Linked DNA regions of Homo sapiens: region 1 is linked to region 2. A link is an interaction called in ENCODE POLR2A ChIA-PET data of the cell type or tissue named here. Cell type or tissue: PC-9. All regions are shown on one strand. Each heading gives the region's core, and the rest is flanking DNA. Links, peaks and the distances in the headings are about the cores only.

Region 1 (9,509 bases), core at 759-8,758, 280 kb after region 2:
GTTAAGCCACAATTTTATAAAGAATTTTGATTTTTCATAGAGGAATCTTCTTTGTTCTTTTTCTGAAATATCTTACTCATTTGTGGACATTCATTGTCCTGCATAAATTTTAGAATAGTGTTTAAATTTCCAGGAAACATTCTGTTGGCATTTTGATTGGAATTACATTGAATTTAAAGAATAATTTGAAGAGGAGCATTTTCTGATATTTAGTTTTCCTCTCCATGATCGTGGTCATGATCTCTCATCATTTATTCCAGTTTTATTTTTATGTTCTTTAATAATGCTTTATGTATTTCTCCCCCTAAAGTTTTACATGTGGTTTGTTAGATTCACTTTGGTAGTGACCTGTTGTTAAGATTCTGTGCATTTTTGATGCAATTGTGAATTCTGTCTTGTTTTTGGTTACATTTTCCAATTGGTTATCACTTGTGGTCAAACGCTATTGATTTTTGTGTGCTTATCATACACCTAGCAATCTTGATGTACTTATCAGTTCTAATAGTTTATCTGCAAATAATGACAATTTTGTTTCATTCTTGTCTTATTGCTTTGGCTAAGACTTAATATCAGGATACAATTATAAAGGAAGGACTAAAAGGAAATTTTCTTGATCTGATAAAGGTCATATACCAAAAATTACAGCACATATCACTTTTAATGGTAAAACTTTGTAGTAAAATTTTTGATGCTTTTCTATTAAAGTCAGGAAAAAAAGTCTCCATTCTATCTCCTACTATTCCATATTATACAGTAAGTAGCCTTTTTGGCAGATAGGTTCTTATCAGGTTAAGGGAATTCCTTTCTATTTCTAGATAGCTAAAAATCTTTTGTGAATGGTGTTTAATGTTATAAAATTCATATTCTGTATGTGTTGAGATAACTATGCATATTATTCTTCATTAAACTATTCATATGGGGTATTATATTAGAAAGGTCTGATATTGAATCAACGCATTTATGAGACAGATCCTTCTTTGACAGTGACAAAATTTTATATACTGATGGATTCAACTTGCTGAATTTTACGTTTGTTTTCTATTTCATTTGTGAGATTGGTCTATATTTTTCTTTTTTGTTCTGTTACTTCTTGTTTGCATTATCAACGCTATGTTAGTCTCATGTAATAGGATGAATGGGAAGCACTCTCCTTTATTCCGTTTTTTATTTAAACAAATTGTGTAAAATTTTCTGTCCCTGAAGATTTGGTAAAACTAGTTTATGTGATGTCAGTTCTTTGAAACTATTATCTAGAGCACAGCCAATTTTAAATGTCCCATGAAAAGACAAGAAAATCTAGGTGGAAACAAGGCTCTTTGAATTGTAATGAGATATTTACATTGAAATTTTTGTTGATGCAGGAATGTAAAATAGACATTGTGTGCCAAAGTGAAGTGTCCTTCTCAAACACAAATTTTAAAGGAGGTGGACCATGACTCGTTTCATGAGTCTTAGGCCCTTTACTCAGGAATCATGGCTGTTATATTTAATTTATGTATTGTTCTTATTTCAATATGTTGGGTGTTCTTTATTGGCCCTATTAAGGTTTTTCACCTAAAATTTTATTTCACCTGAGGGCATTAGTGCTAAGTCAGCTTGATTTTGGTATTTGTCTAGTATATCTTTATCTCCTGTTTTTTTGAAACATGTTATTTTAGTTTGGGTCTAGATCTTTTAAGTAGAATCATAGCCGATTTTGTTGCTGTTGCTAATTTTTAAAATCCAGTTTGAGATTTCTGTCTTTTAATAGACTAAGAATGTGCTATGATTATACATAAATTATAAATTATATTTACCAGTGAAATAGTTTGTCCTCAGTCAAATTTCATGTTGAATTGTAATCCGTATTGCAGGTGGGGCCTGGTGGGAGGTGGTTGGATCATGGGGGTGGATTTCTCATGAATGGTTTGGCACCATCCTTGTGGTGCTGTCCTTGTGATGGCAAGTGAGTTATCGTGAGATCTGGCTGTTTAAAAGTATGTGCACCTCCTTCCCTCTCACTCGCTCCTGTTCTCACCATGTGAGACACCTGCTCCTGCTTCACCTTCTGCCATGAGTAAAAACTCCCTGAATCCTCCCCAGAAGCGAAGTGAATGCTGGCACCATGCTTCCTGTACAGTCTGCAGAACCATGAGACAATTAAAACTCTTTTCTTTATATATTACCCAGTCTCAAGTATTTCTTCATAGCAGTGAAGAAGAGACTAATACAACCATCTTGCTTTATTTTTGTTTATCATTTATTTTTCCTCTCTTTTGATGCTCTTCTTGGTTTGGTAAAGTATAAAATTTTGTTTCATTTTGGTTTCCATCTCTTTTATCTGCCTTTACAGTCATTTTTTAATTCTCCTTTTGGCCCATGGAGATGCTTATTTGTTTTGGTGTGTAAATCTTTTTAAACTTAATTAAACTTATAACATTCTGTATTTGGAGTAAAAAGTTTAAACATTTTCTTTTTTGTCATTTTATTTTGAGTATGTATTTTGTAAGGAGCTTATATTTAGCATTGGCTTCATTTTTTTTCAACCTAACTTGAGGTTTTTTTTTTTTTTTTTTTTTTTTTTTGAGATGGAGTCTTGCTCTGTTGCCAGGCTGGAGTGCAGTGGCGTGATCTCGGCTCACTGCAGCCTCTACCTCCTGGGCTCAAGCGACTCTCCTGCCTCAGCTGTCTGAGTAGCTGGGACTACAGGCATGCACCACCACGCCCAGCTAATTTTTGTATTTTTAGTAGAAATGGGGTTTCACCATGTTGGCCAGGGTGGTCTCGATCTCTTGACATCGTGATCTGCCCGCCTCGGCCTCCCAAAGTGACCTTTGTTTTTTAATAAGGAAATGTAAACAACCACCTTGTGTTTTTTGAGATAAGTGTTATGTCTGGTGGTGTTCCTGTCTTCTATTGTTCTTCTGTTTATTATGTATTTTAGTGTCCATCTTTCCATTTTCCTAACTTTTGTTGGAATGATATCTCTTTGTTGTTGTTCTCCATACCTACACAAAGTGATTTGGAATTTTAGCATCTGAGTTGTATTCTACTAGTGAGAGTCTTTATTATATACATTTTAAGCAAAATTTTAAAAGTACCTTTTTAATTGTTAAAGTTACAATCATGGTGGAAGGGGAAGCAAACATATCCTTCTTCATAAGGCAGCAGGAGGGAGAAGTGCTGAGCAAAAGGGGAAAAAGCCCCTTATGAAACCATCAGATCTCATGAGAACTCATTATCATGAGAACAGCATGAGGGTAACCACCCCCATGATTCAATTACCACCCACTGGGTCCCTCCCATGACGTGGGGATTATGGGAACTACAATTTGAGATGAGATTTGGGTGGGGACACAGCCAAGCTGTAACACAATACGGCTGAGTATTATTCCTTTTTTATGGATATAACACAATTTGTTTATTTATTCACCACTTAATGGACATCCCCCCCAAAGTTTTGGACATAATAAAAATGCTATGAAAATTTATGTGCAAGCCATTGTGTGTACAAAGTTTTGAAATTGATGATTCATATAGCAAGTGTATATTTAACTTTGTAAGACACTGCCAAACTTTTTCAAAGGGGTTTTCAGTTTTGTATTCCCAACAGCAGTATATGAAAGCTCTATTTCTTCTTGAGTGAGCTTTGATAGTTTGTGTCTTTCAAGAGATTTCATGTAAGTTGTAGGCTATCAGAAAAGCTCCTGGCTCCTGTTAGCATCTCTGCAGCCATTGTGCCTACAGTGGATGCAGCTCCTAGCATAAAGAGTGACTCCTGATGAGAAGGCAGCAGTGGAGTTATTGGCTTCAAACAAAGTCCCATAGGGAAGCTAGGCGGTTTTGGAAACTTCTCCTTTGGAGTGAACAGTCCCTTTTTCTAAAATTGTTTGCCTGATAGAGTCTAAGGCTTTCCTCAGGTGTGGTGAGACTGTGAGCAGGGGCTCTAAAAATCTGACATAGAAGGAGGGTCCCTTCCAGGTGTAGAGGGGATAGGCCAGTGGCAAGCTTTCCTCCTTATTCTTAAAATGCTGTCTTCCTAGAATCCAAAATTTCAAACATATAGGTGAGACTCTCTCTTTATTTTTCAGTAATGTCAACAAGATTTTATTTTACACTAAATGGCCTCAGGGAGAGAATTAAGAAGGAAGACAACCCATGATATAATTTTATCACCATCTTCCTAGAATTCTGTCATTTTTACCTCTATTATCTATCACTGCATAACCAGTTACCCAAAATGTAGCAGATGAAAACACCAAAATTTATTATCTCCTTTGGGTCAGGAATCCAGGTGCTGCTCAGTATCTTTCACAAGGTTCCAATCATGGTGTTGGCTAGGCTACAGTCATCTGAAGGCTTTAATGGGGAAGGATCTTCTTCCATGCTCACCCACTTGGCTATTTGCAGGTCTCAGAAGATCTGTGTCCAGGCTCGTTTATGTGGTTGTTGGCAAGCCTCAGTTCCTTGTCACATGGACCTGTCCACAGGGTTGCTTCACAACATGACAAATGGCTTTCCCTAGAGAAGGTGAGAGAGCGAGCACCCCTGATGTAAATCACTGTCTTTTCATTGCCTCATTTTGAAAGTGATATCCACCAGATACGTTATACTCTATTCACTAGGAACAAGTTAGTCAATCAACCCACATTAAAGGAATGAGGGTTACACAAGGGTGTGAATGTCAAGAGGTGGGTGTCATGTACCTTCTAAGTTAATTCTTTGTCCTCCAGTGTCTTGGTTTAGGTTTGCTCAGAAGCAGATCCTGAAGAAAGGATTCAATTGCAAATAGCTTTTCTTGGGAGATGATCCCAGGAAACTGTGACAGCAAATGGAGAAGTGAGCTAGGAAAGATAAGGAAGCCTATTAAGGGAATATTTTCTTTTTTCTTTTGTTTTGAGACAGGATCTTATTCTGTGACCCAGGCTGGAATGCAGTGGCCCAATCTTGGCTCACTGCAACCTCCACTTCCTAGGCTTAAGTCATCTTCCTATTTCAGCCTCCCAAGTAGCTGGGACTATAGGCACACACCACCATGCCAAGCTAATTTGTTTTTTATTTTTTGTAGAGACAGGGTCCCACTAAGTTGCCCAAGCTGGTCTTGAACTCCTGGGCTCAAGCAATCCTCCCATCCTGGCCTCCCAAAGTGCTGGGCTTACAAGTGTGAGCCGCTGTGACTGGCCTAAGGGAATATTTTCAAACCAGATACTATTCTGGGCAATTATAAGCTCAATCCTGCTGGGGAACTCTGGAAAATGGCTCAGAACACACCACAGTGTTCTCCCAACCAATGAGTGAGGAAGTTGTGGGATTTATCTACCAACTCTCTATCCATCATTGATTGAGGACGGCTTTGGGGAACAGTAATTCTGTGGCACTTCTGCTTGCCCTGCATATGCTAAGAGTATACTCTCCCACCCCTAACCTGCCACCCCCAATCCTTTCTTTCTATGGAGGTAAATGCTGAAAGGATATTGATGGGACACCAAAAATGTCTGCTGTACCCAGCTAGAATGCAAGCATCACAAAGGGAAGAACCATATTTTCATCATTTCCTCTACAGTCCATCAGCATTATCTAGTGTATTACCTAAAACACATTTTTGCTCAAGTATTTGTTGAAAGAATGCAAGTTGCTGCTGATGGCACCATGAAGGAACTCAGTGCTGTGAGGAGACAGACTTGCACACCACTAACTACAAGACAGCAGGATAAGTGCTATCCTGTAGATGTTCATGGGGTGCTATCAGAGTCTAGGGCAGCAACTCTGCTAGCCGCTGGAGAAGAGGCTAAGGAAGCTTTCACACAATAGCAGATGTGTGTGCTAAGCCTTGAAAAATGAGTAGGATTTTGTGATAGGATTTTATTGGTCAGATAATACATGAAGCAGTGCAGGAAGAAAAAAATGTGTGGCAGAGTCATTTGTCATTTACAAAAAGAGAGCATAGGCACTCTGGATACTCTTGCTCTCACCCTTCTGCTTCCTCTGCTAGAGAAGTTTCATGCAGCTGAGGCCCTTGCTGCTGTTTCTGGGCCACCATCTTGTCCATGAAGTAATCATCAGCTTGATAGTCTAAACATGCATGAGTTCACTCTCCTCTCTCCTTCCCAGCAGGCACGCACACAACACAGTGGTTTCAAGTCCTTTTGGCAAAGATAATCTTTTCTTGATCTTTGAAAAGGCAGGTAAAATACATATATACACATATAACAAATATTTTCTTTATGTATTTACTGTTTGTAGGAAGTCTAACCCTAATCCAGCATTTATTAAAACAAGACAGGATTTATTAAATTGGTTCAAGTTTATCAAATATGTACAGATCTTTACATAAATTAATTTGCTTGTTAAATATTTGTAAAATTTATTAAGACTTTGGAGAAACTTAAATACCTGAGCTTCCCAGTTTAATTTGGCTTGATTTTATTTTTTTATTTTTTTTATTACCTAAGGGACCAATGAGGCTTTAAAGTACACACATAGGACTCTGGATGGTCAGGTAAGAGAGGGCCAGAGAGCAGGTGTCAGCAGCTGGGACCTGACAGGCAAAGAAAGGTGATGTTTGAGTACTTTTGGGTGAACCTCTCTGTTCATCAAGATACTATATTCAAGAACAGAAGATACTGTGTTCATTAAGCCTGGTGGTGTTGGGGACAGTGAGACATGCCCACTGTGTGATGACATCATAAGAGGCCATGTCAGGATGGAGCTGGAGCCATAGACTCCTTTCTTCCTGCTCCTTAATTAAACAATGTATTGAGCTGCTGCCATGTACCAGGCATGGGCCCGTGGGCTGGGAATACAAGGTAGTCAAGATACGGGCCCAGCTTACAAAGCGTGAGAAACATAGGCCTATATATAAAAGTTTCAGATTCTGTGTTCAAACCCTGTCTTCACCATTTACAGCTCTCTGGCCTTGAAATTGGATAATTATATAGAACTGTTGGAAGTTCTAAGGTATAATAGAACATCTAGCTGAGTGGTCATCCCTGCCTTCTAGCTACATCTGGTCAATCAGTCCTGAAATTTGCAGCACCTTGAACACCTGAACATCTTTTGGGCCCATCTACTTTGATCCATCACCACTGCTTCCACCTGGTCTGAGCCACTGTTGTCTCTCCTTAGAATAACTACAATAGGCCAGGCATGGTGGCTCATGACTGTAATCCTAGCACTTTGGGAGGCCAAGGCGGGTAGATCACTTGAGCTCAGGAATTTGAGAGCAACCTGGGCAACATGGCGAATCCCTGTCTCTACAAAAAAATTAGCTGGGTGTGGTGGCCCACGTTGGTAGTCCCAGCTACCTGGGGGGCTGAGGTAGGAAAATTGCTTGAGTCCAGGAGGTTAAGGCTGCAGTGAGCCCACATCATACTCCTGCACTCCAGCCTGGGTGACAAAGTGAGACCCTGTCTCAATAAATAAATACAAACTAACTACAATAGTTTTCTCCGTGGTCTTCCCAAACTCATTTTTGTTGCCTTCCAATCCATTCTTAAAATAGCAGCCTGAGTGATTTTTTTTTTTAAGGCCCAAGAATGATGATGCCATTTCTTAGCTCACAACTCTTCAATTCCTTCTCAATCCTCTTAGGACAAAATCCTACAAGGCCCTGCTCAGTATGAGCCCTTACAGGGGGGCATAGTGGTTAATTCATCTGGAATCAGGCTGCGTGGGTTTAAATCCTGGTTCTGCTACTTTGTGCAAGGGGGTCCTGGGTAAGAGTTGTATCCTCTCTGGGCTCCCAGTTTCTTCATGAGTCATATGGGGATGCTCAGGGTATCTAAGGTTATTGATTCCATGAAACAAGACAAGCAAAGCACCTAGAATTGTATCAGGAATGTGGTAAGAATATGATGTTATTATTATTACCTTTCCTACCTTATCTACACATGCTTGCCTTCTCTCCATTCATTCTGCTGCCCTTCTCCCTCTAGCCTCTGGCTATTGGTCTTTGATGATGCTGTCTCTAATACTGTCTCCCTCCCCATTCCTTTGATTACATTCTATTAATCCTTAGGTTTCCATTTAAGAATCATGTACTCCAGGTGGCCTTCTTGATTCCTTCCCTAGACCAGTTTCTCTCTCTGTGTATGCTCATAGCACCTATATCTTTCTTCTATAACACTCTTCACACTATGGTCACCTAAACAATCCCTATCTCCTTGGCAAAAGCCAAGCTCCCTAAGTCAGGGGTGCCATGCAGCTGTTCACCATCATTCACCATCCTTAGCTCATGCATAGTACCTGGCATGTAGCTGGCAATGGATGGCTGTATTAACAACACAATGTAGCTGAACTGTCTACAACATAGTGTATGTAACATGCTACAACAGGACCATTATAAACTGTTATGGGAACACAGGTATTTGCCTCCTAGAGGTTCAGCTATGTCCAAAAAAGCAAAAAGCATCCTGCTGGGAGTTACTGACAGATATCCAACCCTTCTCCTAGGCTTCCCACTGGCAGGAGGTGGCAGCAGGGTTTTATTTGGTAGTGTTGGTGGGCTGTCTGTCATAGCGTCTGTTTCTTCATGCCCAGCAGATTTTGGCAACTTTGAGATTAAAGAGTGGACTTTCACAAGAAAATAAAAGACCCAAATGTCCTCTAGAGTAGATTGACCCTAAACCCCAGGGAACTGAAGCAGTAAATATGCGAATTGCTAAGCACCTGGACATTGTGGTTGGAGTCTGAACTCTAAGAATATTTCATTTCCTGCAAAACTGCAACTAAAAACTAATTCTGGAATTGGGAATCCCATTTGTCCCAAACTGACATAAGATCTTTCCAAAGATTCCAATCTTTATTTGAAATGGTTGAGTTTGGCTGTGGCTGCTAACACTTTACTCGCCTTAGAGCGCTCTGCCTTGTGAACTGTCCAAATAAATTGGTAAGCAAATACTGACATACTCTAGAAAAGTGTAACACTGGAGTGTATCTTTTGGTGATTCATATAATTGTCCCCAAATTAAATCTGAAGTAAAGAGCAGATGGGTTTATGTTCTCTTTTCCCCTTAACATGATCACACCTGTTATAATGCTATTTGCAAGAAGGTATTGGAGGATGTGGAAGTTTATGCTTTTAGGGATCCTGAGCTCTAGTCGGGGAGCTGGAACATACATACATGCAAGAAAAAAAATCTCAAGAAGTCCCCTGGTAGAATAATGCAGTGGGAAATAAGCTTCCTAATTTGGCAGGACATGTCAGAGGGAGTGATCAGACCTGAGTACAGTTGCTTAAGGAGGGCTGCTGGGAAGAAGGAGAATTTTGAGCGTCTTTCTGGGTGTGAAGAGTTGGTACCCTAGGTGTGAAGGAGATTCCCAGGGAGGGCCCAGGTGGGCTGGATGGGAAGTGAATGGCAGGAAAGCCAGTAGGAGGGAGTATCCAATGGGAGTGGGGGTTGTGGGGCAGGGACATAACGCTTAGGAATCATGCAAGCTGGGTTTGTGGATGATGTCAGAGATCTAAGAATGGAAAGGGCTTATTTTCCTCTGGGCCTTTTCATTCAATAAGCATTTATTGAGCATCTACT
Region 2 (9,509 bases), core at 801-8,800:
TGCTTTGTTGAAGATCAGTTGGCTGTAAATATTTGGCTTTATTTCTAAGTTCCATTGGTCTACATGCCTTTTTTTGTTTGTTTGTTTTGAGATGGAATTTTGCTCTCGTTGCCCGGGCTGGGGTGCAATGGCGCGATCTCGGCTCACTGCAACCTCCGCCTCCTGGGTTCAAGCAATTCTTCTGCCTCAGCCTCCTGAGTAGCTGGGATTACGGGCATGTGCCACCATGCCTGGCTGGTTTTTGTATTTTTAGTAGAGACAGGATTTCTCCATGTTGGTCAGGCTGGTCTTGAACTCTTGACCTCAGGCGATCCACCCGCCTCAGCCTCCCAAAGTGTTGGGATTACAGGCATGAGCCACCGTGCCCGGCCTCTACATGCCTGTTTTTATACCAGTATTATCCTGTTTTGGTAACTATAGCCTTGTAGTACAGTTTGAAGTTGGGTAATGTGATGCCTCCAGATTTATTCTCTTTGCTTAGTCTTGTTTTGGCTATGTGAGCTCTTTTTTGGTTCCATATGAATTTTAGGACTCTTTTTTTCTAGTTCTGTGAAGAATGATTATGGCATTTTGGTGGGAATTGCACTGAATTTATAGATTGCTTTTGGCAATATGGTCATATTCACAATATTCATTCTACCCGTCCATCAGGATAGGATGTGTTTCCATTTTTTCGTGTCATCTGTGATTTCTTTCAGCAGTGTTTTGTAGTTTTCCTTGTAGAGATCTTTCACCTCCTTGGTTAGGTGTATTCCTAAGTATGTATGTATGTATGTATGTATGTATGTATGTATTTTTTGTAGTCGTTGCAAAAGGTGTTGTGTTCTTGATTTGATTCTCAGCTTGGTCACTGTTGGTGTATAAGTGCTGCTGGTTTGTGTACATTGATTTTATATCCTGAAACTTTATTGAATTCATTTATCAGATCTAAGAACTTTTTGGATGAGTCTTTAGGGTTTTCTAGGTATATGATCTGTCTGTTTTGTCTGCTATATAAGTAGTTACTCCTGCTTACTTTCGGCTTTCATTTGCAGGGAATACCTTTTTCCATCCCTTTTCCTTAAATTTATGTGCGTCCGTATGTGTTAGGTGAGTCTCTTGAAGACAACAGATACTTGGTGGATTTTTATTCATTCTGCCATTCTGTATCTTTCACATGGAGCATTTAGGCCATTTACAGTCGATGTTAGTATTGAGATATGAGGTATTGTTCTATTCCTGATGCTAGTTGTTGCCTGAAAACCATGGCCTTTTTTTTCATTGTGTTACGGTTTTATAGGCCCTGTGAGATGTATGCTTTAAGAAGGTTGTATTTTGGTGTATTTCGATGTTTTGTTTTAAGATTTAGAACTTTTAGCATTTCTTGTAGTGCTGGCTTGGTAGTGGCATGTTCTCTCAGCATTTCTTTGTCTGAAAAATACTTTATCTCTCCTTCATTTATGAAGCTTAGTTTTGCTGGATACAGAATTCTTGGCTGATAATTATTTTGTTCAACAATGCTAAAGATAGAACCCCATTTCCTTCTGGCTAATAGAATTTCTGCTGAACTATCTGCTTTTAATCTAAATAGGTTTTCTTTTATAGGTTACTTGATGCTTTTGCCTCACAGCTCTTAATATTGTTTCCTTTGTCTTGACTTTAGATAACCTGATGACTATGTGCCTTAGGTGATGATCTTTTGCAACCAATTTCCCAGGTGTTCTTTGAGCTTCTTGTGTTTAGATGTCTAGATCTCTGGCAAGCCTGGGGAAGTTTTCCTGGATTATTCCCTAAAATAAGTTTTCCAAACTTTTAGATTTCTCTTCTTCCTCAGGAATGCCAGAGAGAGTAGGAGGGAGGAAGGAAGAAAAGATACAAAATGTCAAAACTCAAATGGGAAGAATAGACTACTGAGTAAGTATGTATATTTTCAAGAAACTGAATCAATAATTAATAACCTTCCAAAATAGAAAGCACCAGGACCAGATGGTTTTACTGTTGAATTTTACCAAATGTTTACAGAATAAATTATATCAGTTATCTGCAATCTCTTCTAGAAGACAGAAGTAGAGGGAATACTTCTAACTCATTATATGAGGCCAGCATTATTCTATTACCAGTTTTTAAATTTACCCAAATAAAATTAAAACTTCAGTCCCCTCAACATACATCCACCCAAGACTGAACCAGGAAGAAGTTGAATCCATGAACAGACCAGTAACAGGTCCTGAAATTGAGGCTGTAATAAATAGCCTACCACACCTCCCCATCAAAAAAAGCCCAGGACCAGATGGATTCACAGCTAAATTCTACAGATGTACAAAGAAGAGCTGGTATCATTCCCACTGAAACTATTCCACAAAATTGAGGAGGAGGGACTCTTTTGTAACTCATTTTATGAGGTCAGTATCACCCTTATACCAAAACCTGGCAGAGATACAACAAAAAAGGAAAACTTCAGGCCATTATTTTTGATGAATATCAAGGCAAATTCCTCAACAAAATACTGGCAAATTGAATCCAGCACCACATTAAAAAGCTTATCCACCACGATCAAGTAGGCTTTATCCCTGGGATATAAGGTTGGTTCAACATATGCAAATGAATAAACATGATTGATTCATCACATAAACAGAACTAAAGGACAAAAACCACATGGTTATCTCAATACATGCAGAAAATGCTTTTGATAAAATTCAACATTTCCTCAGGCTAAAAACTCTCAATAAACTAGGTATTGAAGGAAATACCTCAAAATAATACGAGCCATCCATGACAAACTCACAGCCAACCTCGTCCTGAATGGGCAATAGCTGGAAGCATTTCCCTTGAAAACTGGCACAAGACAAGGATGCCCTCCCTTGCCACTCTTATTCAACATAGTATTGGAAGTCTTGGCCAGGGTAATCAGGCAAGAGAAAGAAATAAAGGGCATTCAAATAGGAAGGGAGTCAAATTATCCCTGTTTGCACAGTGCTATATCTAGAAAACCCCATAGTCTCAGCCCAAAAGCTTCTTAAGCCAATAAACAACTTCAGCAAAGTTGCAGGATACAAAATCAATGTGCAAAAATCACTAGCATTCCTATACACCAACAACAGTCAAGCCACGAGCCAAATCCAGAATGTAATCCCATTCATAATTCCCACAAAAAGAATAAAATACCTAGGGATAAAGCTAACTAGGGAGGTGAAAGATCTCTACAAGGAGAACTGTAAGCCATTGCTCAAATAAATCAGAGGTGATGCAAACAAATGGGAAAACATTCCATGCTCATGGATAGGAAGAATCAATATTGTTAAAATGGCCATACTGCCCAAAGCAGTTTATAGATAATGCTATTTCTATTAAACTACCATTGAGATTCTTCACAGAACTAGAAAAAACTATTTTAAAATTCATATGGAACCAAAAAGGAACCTGAATAGCTAAGGTAATCCTAAGCAAAAAGAACAAAGCTGTAGGCATCATGCTACATGACTTCAAAGTATACTACAAGGCTACAGTAACCAAAACAGCATGATACTGGCATAAAAACAGATACATAGACCAATGGAACAGAATAGAGAACCCAGAAATAAGACTGCATACCCACAACTATCTGATCTTTGACAGACCTGACAAAAACAAGCAATGGGGAAAGGATTCCCTATTCAGTAAATGGTGCTGGGATAACTGGCTAGCCACATGCAGAAGACAGAAACTAGACTCCTTCCTTACACCATTTTCAAAAATTAACTCAAGATGAATTAAAGACTAAAATGTAAAATACAAAACTATAAAAACCCTTGAAGACAACCTAGGTAATACCATTAAGGACATAGGCACTGGCAATGATTTTATGTCAAAGATGCCAAAAGCAATGGCAAAAAACAAAAATTGACAAATGGGATCTATTTAAACTAAAGAGCAAACTTTAAACTGCACAGCAAAAGAAACTATCAACAAACAGAATGGGAGAAAATTTTGGAAACTATGCATCCAACGAAGGTCTAATATCCAGCATCTATAAGGAACTTAAATTTACAAGAAGAAAAAAACAGCCCCATTGAAAAGTGGGCAAAGGACATGAACAGACACTTTTTAAAAGAAGACATACATGCAGCCAACAATCTTATGCAGGAACAGGAGACCACATACCGCATGTTCCTACTTACAAGTGGGAGCTAAATGATGAGAACACTCAGACACATAGAGAGGAACTACAGACACTGGGGCCTGTCAGAGGGTGGCGGGTGGGAGGAAGAATAGGTTCAGGAAAAATAACTAATGGGCACTAGGCTTAATACCTGAGTGATGAAATAATCTGTACAACAGACCCCCTTGACACAAGTTTGCCTATGTAACAAACCTGCACATGTACCCCTGAACTTTAAAAAAACAAACTTATGTTCATACAGTATCCTGCACAAGGATGTTTATAGCCACTTTATTCATAATTGCCAAAATGTGGAAACAACCAAGTTGTTCTTCACTAGGTGAATGGGTAAATCAACTGTGGTACATTTAGACAATGGAATGTTACTCACTGGTAAAAAAGAAATACCTATCAAGCCTTAAGACATGGAGAAACCTTAAATGCATATTACTAATTGAAAGATGACAACATGAAGAAGCTTTATATTATATAATTCCAATTGTATGACTTCTGGAAAAGGCAAACCCATGGAGACAGTAAAAAGGTTAGTGGTTACCAGATATTGGGCAGGAGGTAGGGATGAGTGGTGGAGTGCAGAGGATTTTTAGGGCAGTGTAACTATTCTGTATACTAGAATGGTGGATTGTCCAAATCTATAGAACATACTACAGCAAGATAGAACCCTAATAGAAACTGTGTACTCCAGATGATAATGAGTCATTGGTGTAGGTTCATCAGTTGCAACACATGTGCCACTCTGGTACAGAATGTTCTTAGTTGCGGAGGTTGTGTGTGTTTGAGGCCAAAGGAACTTTTTATTTTCTGCTCACCATTTGTATGAATCTAAAATTGTTCTAAAAAATGAAGTCTGTTTAAAAGGAGAAAAATCAATACAGTCACTGCCATGTTTGGTGAAAGGCATGTGGTACCTTCAATAGTGTGCCTTCATCTAAAATTGTGATACTATAGTTGATGTTAAAATTTTAAGAGATACAGGAGAAATTTTGAGCTGAGTGTCCCAGACAGCTGGCTAGCTATTCCAGATGTGGGACAGACCACTGTGTTTCTAGGTGGTTTTTAGTTTGCTTGGGGTCAAAGTCTTAGGATTACATATTATGTGTACACCATGCAGAATTCTAAGCTCTCTACATAAATTATTTAATGCTCTCAGACAGTTTGCAGATAAAAAACCTGAAGCCAGAGAGCTTAAGTGTTTTGTATAAACACACTAAGTTACAGATCAAGGGTTTAAACTCAGGTCTCTTTCCAAAACTATAGCTCTTTATCATTATTCAGAACTGAATTTCTTTGATTATTATAACATTTATATTCCTTCTCAACTTACTGTATTACAGTATCATTATTCATTAAACTTCCTTTAAAAAATCAGTGTGCCCTAATTAATGAATTTACAATATGAATAATAGCATTTAAAAAAACTACAGCAGCTGGGCGTGGTGGCTCATTCCTGTAATCCCAGCACTTTGGGAGACTGAGGCAGGTGGATCACTTTTGAGATCAGGAGTTCAAGACCATCCTGGCCAACATAGTGCAACCCTGTCTCTACTAAATATCCAGAAATTAGCCAGGTGTGGTGGCGGGTGCCTGTAATCCCAGCTACTTGGGAGTCTGAGGCAGGAGAATCACTTGAACTCAGGAGGTGGAGGCTGTAGTGAGCCAAGATCGCCCCACTGCACTCAAACCTGGGCGATAGAGTGAGACTCAGTCTCAAAAACAAAAAACAAACCAACAAACAAAAACAAAAAACAAACCAAAAAAGACATCAGTCAAAACCCCCTACAGTGACAAATAGGGTTAATTGAATGGCTGAGTTAGGGTCTTATTTTATCCTTACTAGACACCATCATTGTGTGTTTTATAAATACCTCGATGCTTTCAAACCATTTTAAAAGACAAAAATATTTTAATTATGATTGTATTTATTGATTAAAAAATTAAAAATGGGAAACATATAACATTATTACGCTATTCTAAATGCTCTTTAATGGTCTCATAGTTTTCTACTATGTACTGTGGTTTATTTAATTCGTTCTCTTTAGGTTGTTTTCCTCTTTTTTTCTGCCTGTGATGAATATTCTTAGAGGTCAGTCATCTTATGTTTTCTTTAGTATATTTTTTCAGAGTTGGAGATTATGGGTCAAACAGTATATATGCACATTTTAAACTCTCCAGAAATATTACAGTGTTTTAAACTCCTACTAGTAGTACAGATTGAGTTTCCTTTATCTGAGATGCTTGGGACCAGAGGTGTTTCAGATTTTGAAGTTTTTCAGACTTGGGGATATTTGTATTATATATATTTACTGGTTGAGAATTCCAAATCCAAAAATTTGAAATTTGAAATGCTACAATGAGCATTTCCTTTGAGTGTCATGTCAGTTCTCAAAAAGTTTCCGATTTTGGAGCATTTTGGATTTTGCATTTTCAGATTTGGGATGCTCAACCTGTATGTGAGAAGGTTTACTTCCTCGTATCCTTACTGACAACATCTGCCATTTGCTGATGAAAATTTGGATTTCACTGTCATTTTAATGTGCAATTTTAATTGTTAATAGGATATATTTTTAAAATTTTTTATTGACTGTGTTTCTTCTTTTATGAAATGCCTGTTTTAAGTCCTTTTCCTAAATTTTTTTATTAGAGGTTTATATGTTCTTACTGAATTTTCAGAAGCTCTTTTTATAAGAATATGTAAACTTTTGTCTTGAATATACAGGGGTATTTTCCTTCAAGACAAAAATTTTCTGTTTCTTACATGTTCATTATAGAAAAATCAAACAATAAGCTAAAAAAAGGTATAATTCACCTATAACCCTGCTACCTACTGAGAATTATTTTTACATTTTGATTTATACTCCTGCTGTCTTCTTTCTGCACATATATACACTGTTAAGGGCCCCATTAGCCTGTGTTTTCACATAAGGTCATAATGACATTAACATATAAATTATAAAGACTTGGTAGCTTTTACCTGTTAATTAGCGGGATGTCCTTTTCTACCTTTCCCATCCCGGAAGTATTTCTGAGAGCATGGTCTCAAATAAGTTTGAGAATGAATGTGTGTCTGCTGGAAGCTCCTATTCTTCCGCCATTTTCCAGTCCTCCAGAAGTTTCCTGATGGTCCATGTCTGAATTAGACACCCCTCTTCTTTGTTCCAGTTGCACCTGTAATTCTTCAGCATAGTACTTCTTAAACTGTTTTTAATTGCCTCTCCTCCATGCTAAACTTTCAGCTCTTGTAGAGCACAGACCCTATCTGCTGTGTTCATGGTTTTTCTTTATGTCTGATATCTGTGTGTACATAGCAGGCATTCAGTAAATATGTGTTGAATTGACTTTTGTTGAATTTTAATACTCGATTGGAGAGTTAGACACCTTCCTATTTGCACACTTTCCCATCATACATCCAAGTATATGTATAATGTCAATTTCTTTTATCTTTTTATGATTTTCCTTTATGGTTTGCCTTTGATGCTATTAATTAGTTTCTTTTTAATAACCAGAAAGATAACTTTTTGTATCCTTTATTTGTAGTACAATAAAGTTTGTTTTCCATGTTGGTATTCCTGAAAAATCTCATTTTAGTATTAGAGTATGCTGGAATAGACAATATAAATACCTCTAAACTCTCACTTATAGCAGCCTAAATCTGCACGTGCTGTAAGGAAAACATTTTTAAATAATTTGCCATTAAACAATTTCTAATTTAATTGTCACTTTTTTTTTTTTTTTTTTTTTGAGGCAGGATATCACTCTGTCACCCAGGCTGGAGTGTAGTGGTATGATTACGGCTTACTGCAGTCCCGACGTCTTGGGCTCAAGGAATCCTTCTACTTCAGCCTCCTGTGTAGCCAGGACCACAGGTGTATGCCAGCATGCCTGGCTAATTTTTTAATTTTATTTTTTGTAGAGATGGCATCTCGCTTTGTTGTCCAGGGTAGTCTCAGTCTCCTGGGCTCAAGGAGATTCTTCCACTTGGCTTCCCAAAGTGCTGGGATTACAAGCATAAACCACAATGCCTGGCCTCACTTTTTATAATGGACTTAAATCAGTTTGGTTGTTTTAAAAGTACCCTAGCATTTAGCACATGAATACATCTCATTTTGATTAGTGGCCAAAGTATTTTTGGGCATTGTGAGCATTGTACTACTCCCAGGCTGCTTATGGTATGTTATAGTATCAGATACATCTCTTTGGATCCATGCTCTAAGTAGAATTGTGTTGTATACCTTGCTTAATCCATTAAATTTTTACCTGTCTGTTTGAGTATCACCAAAAGAAAGTTGCTATCACAATGTACTTTCTACTTTTTAATCTACTCTACTGATTCATTAGTACACAGCCATGGTGAGACACTTGAGATGTTCTGCTGAAGACAATTGTTACATATTGGGATTCTGGAAGGACAGCAAGCTAGATAAAGATAAGTCATGCTTTTAAGAGTCCCATGGAACATCAGTCATTGTGATGTGAAGAAAGTGATAAGGTAATGCATGAAGCAGTTTGAGTCACTATGATGTGGATGGTGGGAAGTAGCCCTCTTAATCAAAGCTTTAAGAACGACCAAGAACCTAAGGAATAGTTACTTATACCACCAGATTATGCAGATAATGTTAATAACAACAAACTCATTTATATATATAGATATATATATATATATATATTTCAAAAGAATGTAGCAGTCCCATAGGTTTTATATATAGAATCAGCATAGTATTTGATTATAATTAATGATATCATCTTAAGGACTTCATCTAATATACTTATTTTGAAAATAAGATGCAACCATATATTTTTGACATAAATTATAGTTATTTTTCTTCAATTCAATGCTTTGATATTTTATTCTGTATCCCTATCAGTTAAATGTATATATTATTTAAAGTTAAGAGTATACAAGTTAAATATCTCTTATTCGAAATGCTTGGGACCAGAAGTGTTTCAGATTTTGGTGTGTTTTCTCTTTATTTTGGAATATTTGCATTATATTTACCAGTTGAGCATCCCAAATCCAAAAATCCCAAATCTGAAATGCTCCGATGAGCATTTCCTTTGAACATCATGTTGGTGCTCAAAAAGTTTTAGATTTTAGAACATTTTGGATTTTGGATTTTTAGATTTGAGATGCTCAACTTGTATATACAGTGCATTCTGTACTTGCATTTGAATACTATATTTGGATTTGTGGGTGTTTTTATTCCAAAGAGCTCAAATTCCCTTAGTATTTAAAGCACGGTTTCCTAACATTTTTAGAGATAGCATTGTATGGACACTTTTATAATAGGACAACCTTTAAGTAATTTTGAAATAAAAGGACTAGTTTCCTTTTACCTCCTAGGGCTTGGGTTTTATAATCTTAGGATTAGAAAGG

The links. ChIA-PET counts read pairs that join two places held together with the same protein. Peaks named below come from ENCODE experiments on the same cell type or tissue, not always from the same donor. Only the 100,000 strongest peaks of a DNase experiment are listed, where the experiment ranks them.
Region 1: POLR2A ChIA-PET joins it to region 2 with 5 read pairs; 2 of 35 experiments call an interaction of 5 or more read pairs at or near these places.

Annotation. Positions count from the first base shown.
Region 1 is chr1:213,480,004-213,489,512 of GRCh38, forward strand. It overlaps a transcript of RPS6KC1 not described here. Among named protein-coding and RNA genes, the nearest start is that of RPS6KC1, 430 kb to the left of the region's middle. In PC-9, for the core only: no CTCF peak of the experiment used is centred there; a DNase peak (open chromatin) is centred at 4,538.
Region 2 is chr1:213,196,766-213,206,274 of GRCh38, forward strand. All of the region lies in intron 8 of RPS6KC1 (ribosomal protein S6 kinase C1), which reads left to right. Among named protein-coding and RNA genes, the nearest start is that of RPS6KC1, 150 kb to the left of the region's middle. In PC-9, for the core only: no CTCF peak of the experiment used is centred there; no DNase peak of the experiment used is centred there.